Linked DNA regions of Homo sapiens: region 2 is linked to region 1. The links are chromatin contacts, found by Hi-C in ENCODE. All regions are on one chromosome and are shown on one strand. The core of a region is the stretch at or near the end of the contact, and the rest is flanking DNA. Distances in the headings are between cores, read along the strand shown.

Evidence for each region. A loop is a pair of places that touch in the nucleus more often than their neighbours do. Pooled maps may share reads with other maps.
Region 2: a loop to region 1 is called in a map of gastrocnemius medialis, with 24 times the contacts of the local background. The contact joins the promoter of RIMS4 here to the enhancer-like site in region 1. A Hi-C loop is called at or near these places in 2 of 168 maps with a recorded cell type or tissue (Caco-2 and gastrocnemius medialis) and 10 of 50 pooled maps.

What each region holds. Positions count from the first base shown.
Region 1 is chr20:44,682,694-44,687,272 of GRCh38, forward strand. No RefSeq gene overlaps it. Among named protein-coding and RNA genes, the nearest start is that of LINC01260, 13 kb to the left of the region's middle. RefSeq lists silencers at 894-953, 2,555-2,674. Within about 2 kb of position 2,723, at least 5 of the 41 ENCODE cell types and tissues checked have a DNase peak (open chromatin) inside an H3K27ac peak, as active enhancers do.
Region 2 is chr20:44,808,192-44,812,770 of GRCh38, forward strand. RIMS4 (regulating synaptic membrane exocytosis 4) reads right to left here and starts at 2,355. Exons shown (of 6, transcript NM_182970.4): 1 at 1,984-2,355. The coding sequence starts at 2,080.

The DNA.
Region 1 (4,579 bases), core at 1,473-3,972:
CAGGCATGAGTAGAAAGACCTTCCTCAGGACCTGAAGTCCAATGATCCTGGTCCTGCGTCCCACTAGCTAGGTGATATTGAACAAGTCACATAACCTCTTTGAACCTCAATTTCCTCATTTGTAAACTTTGCACAAATCATTTCTTTGACTGCTAAACAAGTATGTTTTGAGGACCAACGACATGCCAGGTACGGTGCTGGGCACTGGGAAAACAGCAGCAAGCAACACAGACATGGGCTTGCCGTGTAGAGCCTGCAGAATTAGGGAAAGGATAAATGGAAACATCTCACACATAGTAAGTGCTCAGTTACGTTCCTCCTGGTCTCTCTTTTCTACCATTGTAAAGGCGATGCAATAACATAGAAAGTTGGGAGAATGGGGTGGCGGTTGCTGAGGGGGGAACTCTGTCATCCAGAATCCCACCACCCCAACACAATGACTAGCTTCATTTTTGCCAATTTCATCAGCTCATGCAGGGGTTGACCTGCTGTAGGGCACTCAAAATATTCAAACCAATTAATGCATTGCATTTGTGATCAGAAGAAAAAAGCTAATTACAATGTAACAGATTTACCTGATGCAAAGCAACGCAAGCATGGCCATCCCTCTGCATATATGGAAGCTTTTCCTTTTGGGGGAAACAGCAATATTTCCATTTTACGGAAAAAGAAATGGAGGCACAGAGAGGTCAAGGCACTTGCCCAAGGTCACACAGACAGAAATGCGAAGAGCAGCTCCAGAGGCCAGAACTCCTGCCCATCCTGTCCAGGACTGTGGGATGCATCCAGGGACGGACACTGGGGCTGTGGGCTGGATGACTTGGCTGCCTTTGCATTGATTGGAGCTGTTTAGGGAACCTACCCCAGCCACTAGCATCCAGTCCTAGAGACACAGAAAATTCACTGGCCAGCCTCACTTTTGAGCCCAGAAACCCCTTACCCTTCCTCCTGCCTCTTGAGAGGCCAGTGTTAGGTGTTAGCCGGGGTGCAAAGCTCTGGAAGGCAGGTTTCTGCTTTCTGCTGCCCTCCAGTGGGCAAAGAAAGCAAACCTCTGGATCCATCTGGAAGCAGGTAGCAGGTGTTGCCCAAGTCAGCTGCGGCTAATAGTAATAATAATGGCTGCCGCTCAATGAGCACTTACCACGTGCAGACGTTTTTACACCTAATCTAATGTAACCTAACCCCTTTAAGCAATTTAATTAACATTTAATTCCTCTCTCAAGGTAGGAATCACTTCCTATATACCCATTTACATACATAATCTGAGACTTAGAAAAATGACTTCCCAAAGTCACAAAGCTGGTCAGTGGCAGAGCCGAGAGTGCAAGTCCTTGGAGATCAGAGGAGGAAGAGACCATGATCCTGGACCAGGAGACAGCCCTGCATTCTTGGGCACAGAGGTGAATTTACTGTGAGGCTGGTGACGCATCAGGGCTCCTGACTTGCATGTCCTCTCCCAGGGCCATGGAGGAACTTTCCAACGCATTCGCATGGGCATATGTTTCACATTTGCAAAACTAACACATTTCAGTTGCAATTGGCTGAGACCACTATCTCTCTCCACTGCCTAGAATAATGTCTTCACATAGTAGGTAATAAATATGTGCTAATAAATCCATTTTGTGTTTAATAAATCATGTTGAATGAATGGGTAGAGAAATGAAGGAAGGAAGGAAGTGGCATTTAGTTCAATCTTGAAGGAAGGGCAGGATTTGAGAGAGCGTTCCTCATGTAGCCTAGTGGGCCCCTCCACACACAGACCATCCAAGGCCATGAGTGGCCTTGAATGCCAGGGTGAGGAATCTGGCCTTAGGTGGTAGGCACTGGGGAGCCATGGAAGGTTGCAGAGCAGAGGAAGGATATGAGTGTAATTGTCAATTAGGCAAGAGTTGAATGTCAAATAAGAGGACAGGGCCCTACAGCGGGGGGCCAGAGTGGCTCAGATAAAACTCCCCTCATCCAGCACCACACAGAGAGCTGGTGCTCAGCCAGTGTGATCACAGAAGCCTCTGCTGGGGTGTCTATAAGCTCCCTGGAAGAAGATATCCAAATGCTTTGCATGTGTGGCTTTGTGTATGTGTGTGTGTGGGGGGGGGAGGGGAGGTGCTGAGTGTGGATTTGCTCAGCACTCTAGTGTGCCCAGCCCAACGTGGGGGAAAGGTCAAGGCCCTGTCTGGCTTAGGCAGGGAGTTCTCAGCATTGCAGTATGACTGAGCCTCTGGCTGGAAAGTAAGGGAGCCAAGAGAAAACAGGTTTAGAAGTTGGCTAGGCAGAAGTGGACCTATGAAATTCCAGCTGCACCAGCTGCTTCTTTTGCTAAGCTCCCGTCATCCTTTCTCTCTCTCCACTGGGTCTTTCTGAATGTCAAGAATCCCAGCCACTGTTTAGTTAGCACTTGTTTTTTGCCACACTCTGTGAAGCACCTTCAAGCCCGATCACCGGATTATTCCTCCAACAACGCCGAGAGTGAGAAGAATGGCTATTATTTCGATTTTATAGGTGAGGAAGTAGAAAGCCCAGAGAGGTGAAGTTGCTTACCTGAGGTCACATAGGAGTCAATGGTATACGTGAGATCAAACCCAGACTCCAGAGGCAGCCCCCCTCAGTCGCCAGCCGTCCTGCCTCCTCTCCTGGTCTAAGCTGGGGAGGAAAAACCCATCTTGGCCAGCAGGGGGCGGTGTGCCCTCAAGGATAAGCCCTGCTTCCCAGAACTCAGACAGAATTTGCCAGCAAGACAACAGCACGATTCTGAAATATCTGGCTTTGAGCCCTCATTTAGTCCCAACTCTGGTGGGGCCTGGAGAACGGGGAGAGGGGTGAGAGAAGTATAAAATAGCCCTCAAATTGGTGAGCCAATGGTTCACAGAAAGGAAAGCGCAGCGGCATTTTAACATATAAAAAGATTCTCATTTTCACTCCTAGGAAGAGAAACGTGTTAAACCCACACCACCTGAGCAGGCACTGTTTTGCTATCAAACTGGCAAACTTATGCAGGTGGGGATATGGAGACACACTCCTTCTTACATTGTTGGTGGGATTAAAACTTGGTTTTGGCCAGGTGCGATAGCTCACACCTGTAATCCCAGCACTTTGGGAGGCCGAGGAGGGCGGATCACCTGAGGTCGGGAGTTCAAGACCAGCCTGGCCAATATGGCGAAACCCTGTCTCTACTAAAAATACAAACATTAGCTGGGTGTGGTGGCACACGCCAGTAGTCCCAGCTACTCGGGAGGCTGAGGCAGGAGAATCACTTGAACCCAGGAGGCGGAGCTTGCAGTGAGCTGAGATCTCGCCATTGCACTCCATCCTGGGCAACAGAGTGAGACTCCATCTCCAAACAAACCAAAAAAAAAAAAAAAAAAAAACCAGAAAAGAAAACTTGGTTTAACACCTATAGAAGCTAATCTGGTAACATCTATCAAAATTAAAAATGCACATATCTAACAGGTATGCATGATACATTCATCAAAAGACTTGAACTAGACCTGCATGATCTGATGTGGAGCCACCCACCACATGTGGCTGCTGAGTCCTTGAAATATGGCTGATCCAAGCCTGGCTGACATGGCAAAACCCTGTCTCTACTAAAAATACAAAAATCAGCCAGGCGTGGTGGCACGTACCTGTAGTTCCAGCTACTTGGGAGGCTGAGGCACAACAATTGCTTGAACCCAGGGGCGGAGGCTGCAGTGAGCCAAGATCGTGCTACTGCACTCCGGCCTGAGCAGCAGAGCGAGACAGTCTCAGAAAAAAGAAAGAAATATGGCTGGTCAAATTGAGATGTGCTGCAAGTGTGAAATATATATGGGATTTTGTATACTAACAAAAATGCAAAATGACTCCTTAATAACTTGCTAATATTGATGATGTGTCGCAATAATATTTTGGATAGATTGGATTAAGTAATTTTTATTTTTGTTTTTTATTTTTTTGAGACGGAGTCTCACTATGTCGCCCAGGCTGGAGTGCAGTGGCATGATCTTGGCTCACTGCAACCTCTGCCTCCCGGATTCAAGTGACTCTCCTGCCTCAGCCTCCTGAGCAGCTGGGACTACAGGCACCTGCTACCACCCGTAGTTAATTTTGTTTTGTATGTTTAGTAGAGATGGGGTTTCACCATGTTGGCCAGGCTGGTCTCAAACTCCTGACCTCAAGTGATCTGCCCACCTCAGCCTCCCAAAATGCTGGGATTACAAGCATGAGCCACTGTACCTGGCCTGGGTTAAGTAATTTTTAAAATTACTTTTACCTATTTCTTTTTCTTTTTTGAATGTGGCTGCTAGAAATATACATGGCTTGCATTGTGGATCATATTATATATTTTTACCTTTTTATTGTGGTAAGATATGCATAACATTTACCATTTGGACCATTTTTAAGGGTCCAGAAGTTCAGCTGTGTTAAGTACATTCCCATTGTTGCGCAACCATCACCATCATCTACCCCCAGAGCGTTTTCATCTTCCCAAACTGACACTCTGCCTCTATAAAACAACAACTCCGCTTGCTCCTCTCCTCCCAGCCCCTGGCAGCCACTATTCTACTTTCTGTCTCTGTGAACTGGACTATTCTAGGTTGCC
Region 2 (4,579 bases), core at 1,105-3,604, 130 kb after region 1:
AGACAAGATGATTTCTAGGTCTCTTCCAAGTGAAATACTAAAGAATTTCAAGAAGGCTGCTGGAAAAAACAAACATGAGTGGACCTTTAAAAATATCATTAATACTACTTGAAGTTATCTGTTCTGACTTAAGTGAAACCAGAGCAAGTTGCCTGCAGCCTGCAATAACCAAGGTGTTTGACCCATGACACACAGCATGACTTTGAAGAAAAACTAAACCGCTCCTGCCTCTGATGCTCCTACAAACCCATGCTCCTGCCCAGCCTGGCTCTTGAGATCCAAGTGGACTGCTGACCACTCTACTGTGTTGGGGAGCCCCCTACTTCTTCCCACCTTGCCTTGTCCAGAATAATAATACAACCTCCCTCAGCTACATGAAGGCAGAAGTTAAACCTCTGAGCCTCAGTTGTTTTTTTCTGTAAAATGGTGATTATAAAAATGGTAAAATGTCTCTGCAGTAATCATCTTTACCCTTACCCCCATCCCCACCTCCAGGTCAATAGAAAGACAGGTCTATTGGGGATCTGCCTCACCTATCCCCATTCATTCACCAGTCAACAAATTCTTCTGGAGAAAGGGCAGGAAGACATGCCCACCACTTCATCCCATGATGGAACCTTGGTGGCCAGGTTGATCAGACAAGGGTCCCCAAAGACTAAGTCTAAACCTGGGCCCAGGAACTTCCTAAAACCGTAGGCTACATTTTGTGGATGGTGCATATATGCACTTCGGGAGAGATAGTCCATGTTTTCCTCAGAGACTTGAAAGTGCCCATGAAACCATTTTGCTCCTCAAGCACATACACTCCTCCAGCACATACACTCCTCTGTTTTGTTCCCCCATTGAATTCAAAGACTCTCGGATTTTCACCTTATAAAACACTGAACTCCACCCTCACACCATACAGAGCTTTGCATCGATACGATGATCCCCATTTCAGAGATGAGGAAATCCAGGCTCAGAGGTGGCATGACTTGCCCAAGGTCACAGCTAAGAAGTAGAGAATGAAGACTGGAACCTGATTCCGATTCCCAATCTGGCATTCTTTGGGGAACTCTCACCCAAGCCCTCTAGCTACCCCACCTGTTGGTGGATTCCCTTCCTCACCCCAGAACCAAATCCGGAGCTCTCATGTTCCTTCTGCCGGGTCCCAGGGCCCTAAAGAGTAGGTTTCCCTACAGCTCCCCACCCCTCGCTCTGGCTGAGGTTGTGCGCAGGCCTGGGAGGAGGAGGTTCAAGCCGCTGGCTGGTGGCCGGCTTCAGCCCACCAAGAAAGGCGACTCCAGGGACAAGAGCACCTGAGGTCAGGGGCACACACCAGCGGGCGGACAAGTGTAGAGTTGGCGCCGCCCTACACCTCTCTCCGGGAAGAGAGGGGAGGAAAGGCCGTCACCTGGCCGGTTCCCCTCCGTCTGCCCCAGGCGTATAAGAAGCAGGAGTCTGGAGCCCCAGCCCATGAGGGAAGGAGAGGAGAGATAAATGGGGGCGCTCAAGGCCTGGGGCGCCGGGCAGGGGTCTTGGGCAGGGATCCTCTGGATGTGGCCAAGACAAAGATGGAGAGGTAAGGTCTGCGCGCCACCTCCAATGGCGGGGGGCGCGTCGGAGCCCCAGGGGTGGGACGGCCAAAGCCCAGGGCTTGAAGAGTGGGCACATTCAGGAGACTCAGGGAGGGTGGCAGGTCGGCTCCAGGGACGAGGCAAGGGGCCTCCAATAGGCGCGGGTGAGGAGGGAGATGGGTCCTGGCGACCCAAAGGGCCCACCTGCGGGAAAGGTGAATGCAGACAATCTCGGGGTCCCTGGGGGAGAAGGCCAGAAGGTAGCGCATCCTGGAGACCCTGGGGTCCCGTGGGTGCGGAAGGAGACCCTGGGGGCGCCTTCCCAGGGGATTGGGGGTGGGGAGGAGGGCGCACGGGTCGGGGAGGGGGCTACCGGACCTGGATCCCGGGACACCCCGGGGGTCTGGGGGGCGGGCCGCGCGCTTACCTGCGTCCTCGTCGTCGAAGGAGTTCATGCACGGGAAGTAGATGGCGAGCGCCTCGAAGGAGGCGGACAGACTGAGGCGGCTCTGCGAGCGCTCCATGCCCGCGCCGGCGCCGGGCGCCTCGGCCGCGGCGGCGGCGGCGGCGGCGGGCGGCTTGGGCAGCTTGGCCGCCCCATTCTTGACGCGGAGTACGGCGCGCGGCGTGGTGGCGGCGGCCCGGGGCCGGGCCGAGGCTCCGCTGCGGGGCTGGCGGGCGCGGCGGGGCCGGCGGGCGGGCCAGGAGCTGGCGGCGCGCGGAGCCCGAGGCGCGCTGTGCTGCTGGCGGCGGCGGCGGCGGCGGCGGTGGCGGCGGCGGTGGCGGCGCAGCGCGCTCTGGTCCGCGGCGCCCCCCGCCGGCAGCGCGAGGCGGGCTTGGAGCGGCGCCGCAGCCAATCCGTGCCGCCGGGGGAGGGGGCGCCGCTGCGGGGCGTGGGAGCCCGGAGGGCGCGGGCTGCGGCCTCTTCTAGCAGCCCCCGGGCCCGGCAGGTGCGCGCGGGGAGGCAGGCGCCGGGCGAGGTTGTCTGGGCCCTGGTCCGAGGGCTGTTCCCGACCCCGCCTCGGCCCCCACCCTCAGCCGGCCGACTTGCGGAGAGGCCGGCGTCCAGTCCCTCACCCAGACAGGCCTCTCCCAGAGACACTGGCGCGCTCGGAGGGGATGCGCTCAAAGGGTCCCGCCCAGGCGGGTCGGCACTCGGCCTCCCACACAGAGACCCTCGGCTTCACACCTGCACCCACAGAGAAGCTCAAACAGGCACCCACACCTACACATTCACTCTGCAACATGCCCCGCAGACACCCGGACAGATACACCCACAGACCCACCCCCTCACAGATGCGGGGACAGACACGTCCACGGACACACGCAGACTCACGCAGAGACCTGCAAACACACTCAGGGAGGTAGGCAGGACATCCCTGGTGCCCGGCCTCCCTCACGGGGAGACTCTCAGATGCCACAAAACCCCACGAAGTTCAGGTAGGCATACACAGTCTCATGCATTCACACTTACCAAAGACACCCCAGAATTCATACACACATTCATACACTCAGATGAACACACAAGCCCAGACCCAGCACACACTCTGTGTCGCCTCCCCCTGTGATCATCTCAGCACTGTCAAACACTCTGACTGACACGGCCAGATGCACACACCTTCACCCTCAGACACACTAGAGTAGCACACACACGCCAAGACACAGCCACACAGACTCCATCCCTCCCAGTGTGGGTGCATCCCGACGGATTGACTGACACCCTCAGACTCAGGTACACTGAGACACACTTGGCAGGCTCACACTCACAGACTCTCCCATTATCACCCTCGGCGACCCGCAGTCCTCAGACACACACGGGCTCAGACACTCACAGCCCCAGGACAGAGACGAGCGAATCGGAAACCCGTGTTCCATTCCCTGCATGTGACCTGGGACGTGAGGGTCCCTGCCCACCTAATCAGGCCCCAGATGTCAAACAACCTTCTCAGCTGCTCGCACACCTCTTTATGAAGCCATCTGGCGACATGGAAACAGTTCAGGCCTCAGAAAGAGACAGCCCAGAGTTTGAATCTCAGCTGTGGTGCTGTCTTTCTGGGTGGCCTATGGCAAAACTCTTTATCCCATGGGTCCTGTTCCTCATCTGTACAATGGGGACAGGAGCCTTCCATTTTGGATGGTTGTGAACTGCCTGTAAGATAACACAGGTGTTTGTTTTCTATTGCTGCATAACAAATGAAGCAGCTTAAAAACACCAATCTAGTGATTTACAATCCTGTAGGTCAGAAGTCTGGGCAGCCTGAGCTGGGTTCTCTGCTTAGGGCCTCACAAAGTATTGGCCAGACTGGGCTCTTCTCTGCAGGCTCTGGAGAAGAATCCGCTTCCAAGATCATTCAGGTTGTTGGCAGGATTCAGTTCCTTGTGGTTGCAGGACTGAGGTTCCTGTTTCCTTGCTGGCTGTCAGCCAGAAGTCAACCTCAGCTCCTAGAAGTGGCTTTCTGGTCCTTTCACCTGGCCCCTTCCACCTTCAAGGCCAGTTTCAGGATGTCAAGCCCTTCTCATCCTTCAGTAGAATCTTTCTACCTTGGCTTCTGCTTACTGGCCTGAGAGATTCTGCTTTTAAAGGTCTCGTGTGATTAGATCAGGTCCACTCGCATGATGTCCCTTTGACATATAATGTAATATAATCACGGTAGCGATTCCTGATCAGGGTCGCAGTTTCCACCCATGCTCACACAAGGGCGGGATCACACAAGGTATTACATAAGGGCAAGGATCACTGGAGTTATTCTGACACATCTGCCCATCACAGTGTGCAAAACACCTAGCACAGTGCTGGCCTTCGGCAGGTGCTCCTGAGCCCTAGCCCCTTCCCAGGGACCAGATCTAGACTTTGAGGCAGCCTGGTGTCATGGTTAAGAGTGCTGGTATAATCATCCCCATCTTGGTCAATGGCAGCTCCATTTTTCCACTTGTTTGGATCAGAAATGTTGGATACTTGACTCCAGTCTCACACACACCACATTCAATCCATCAGCAACTCCTGTCATTTCTATACACAAAAT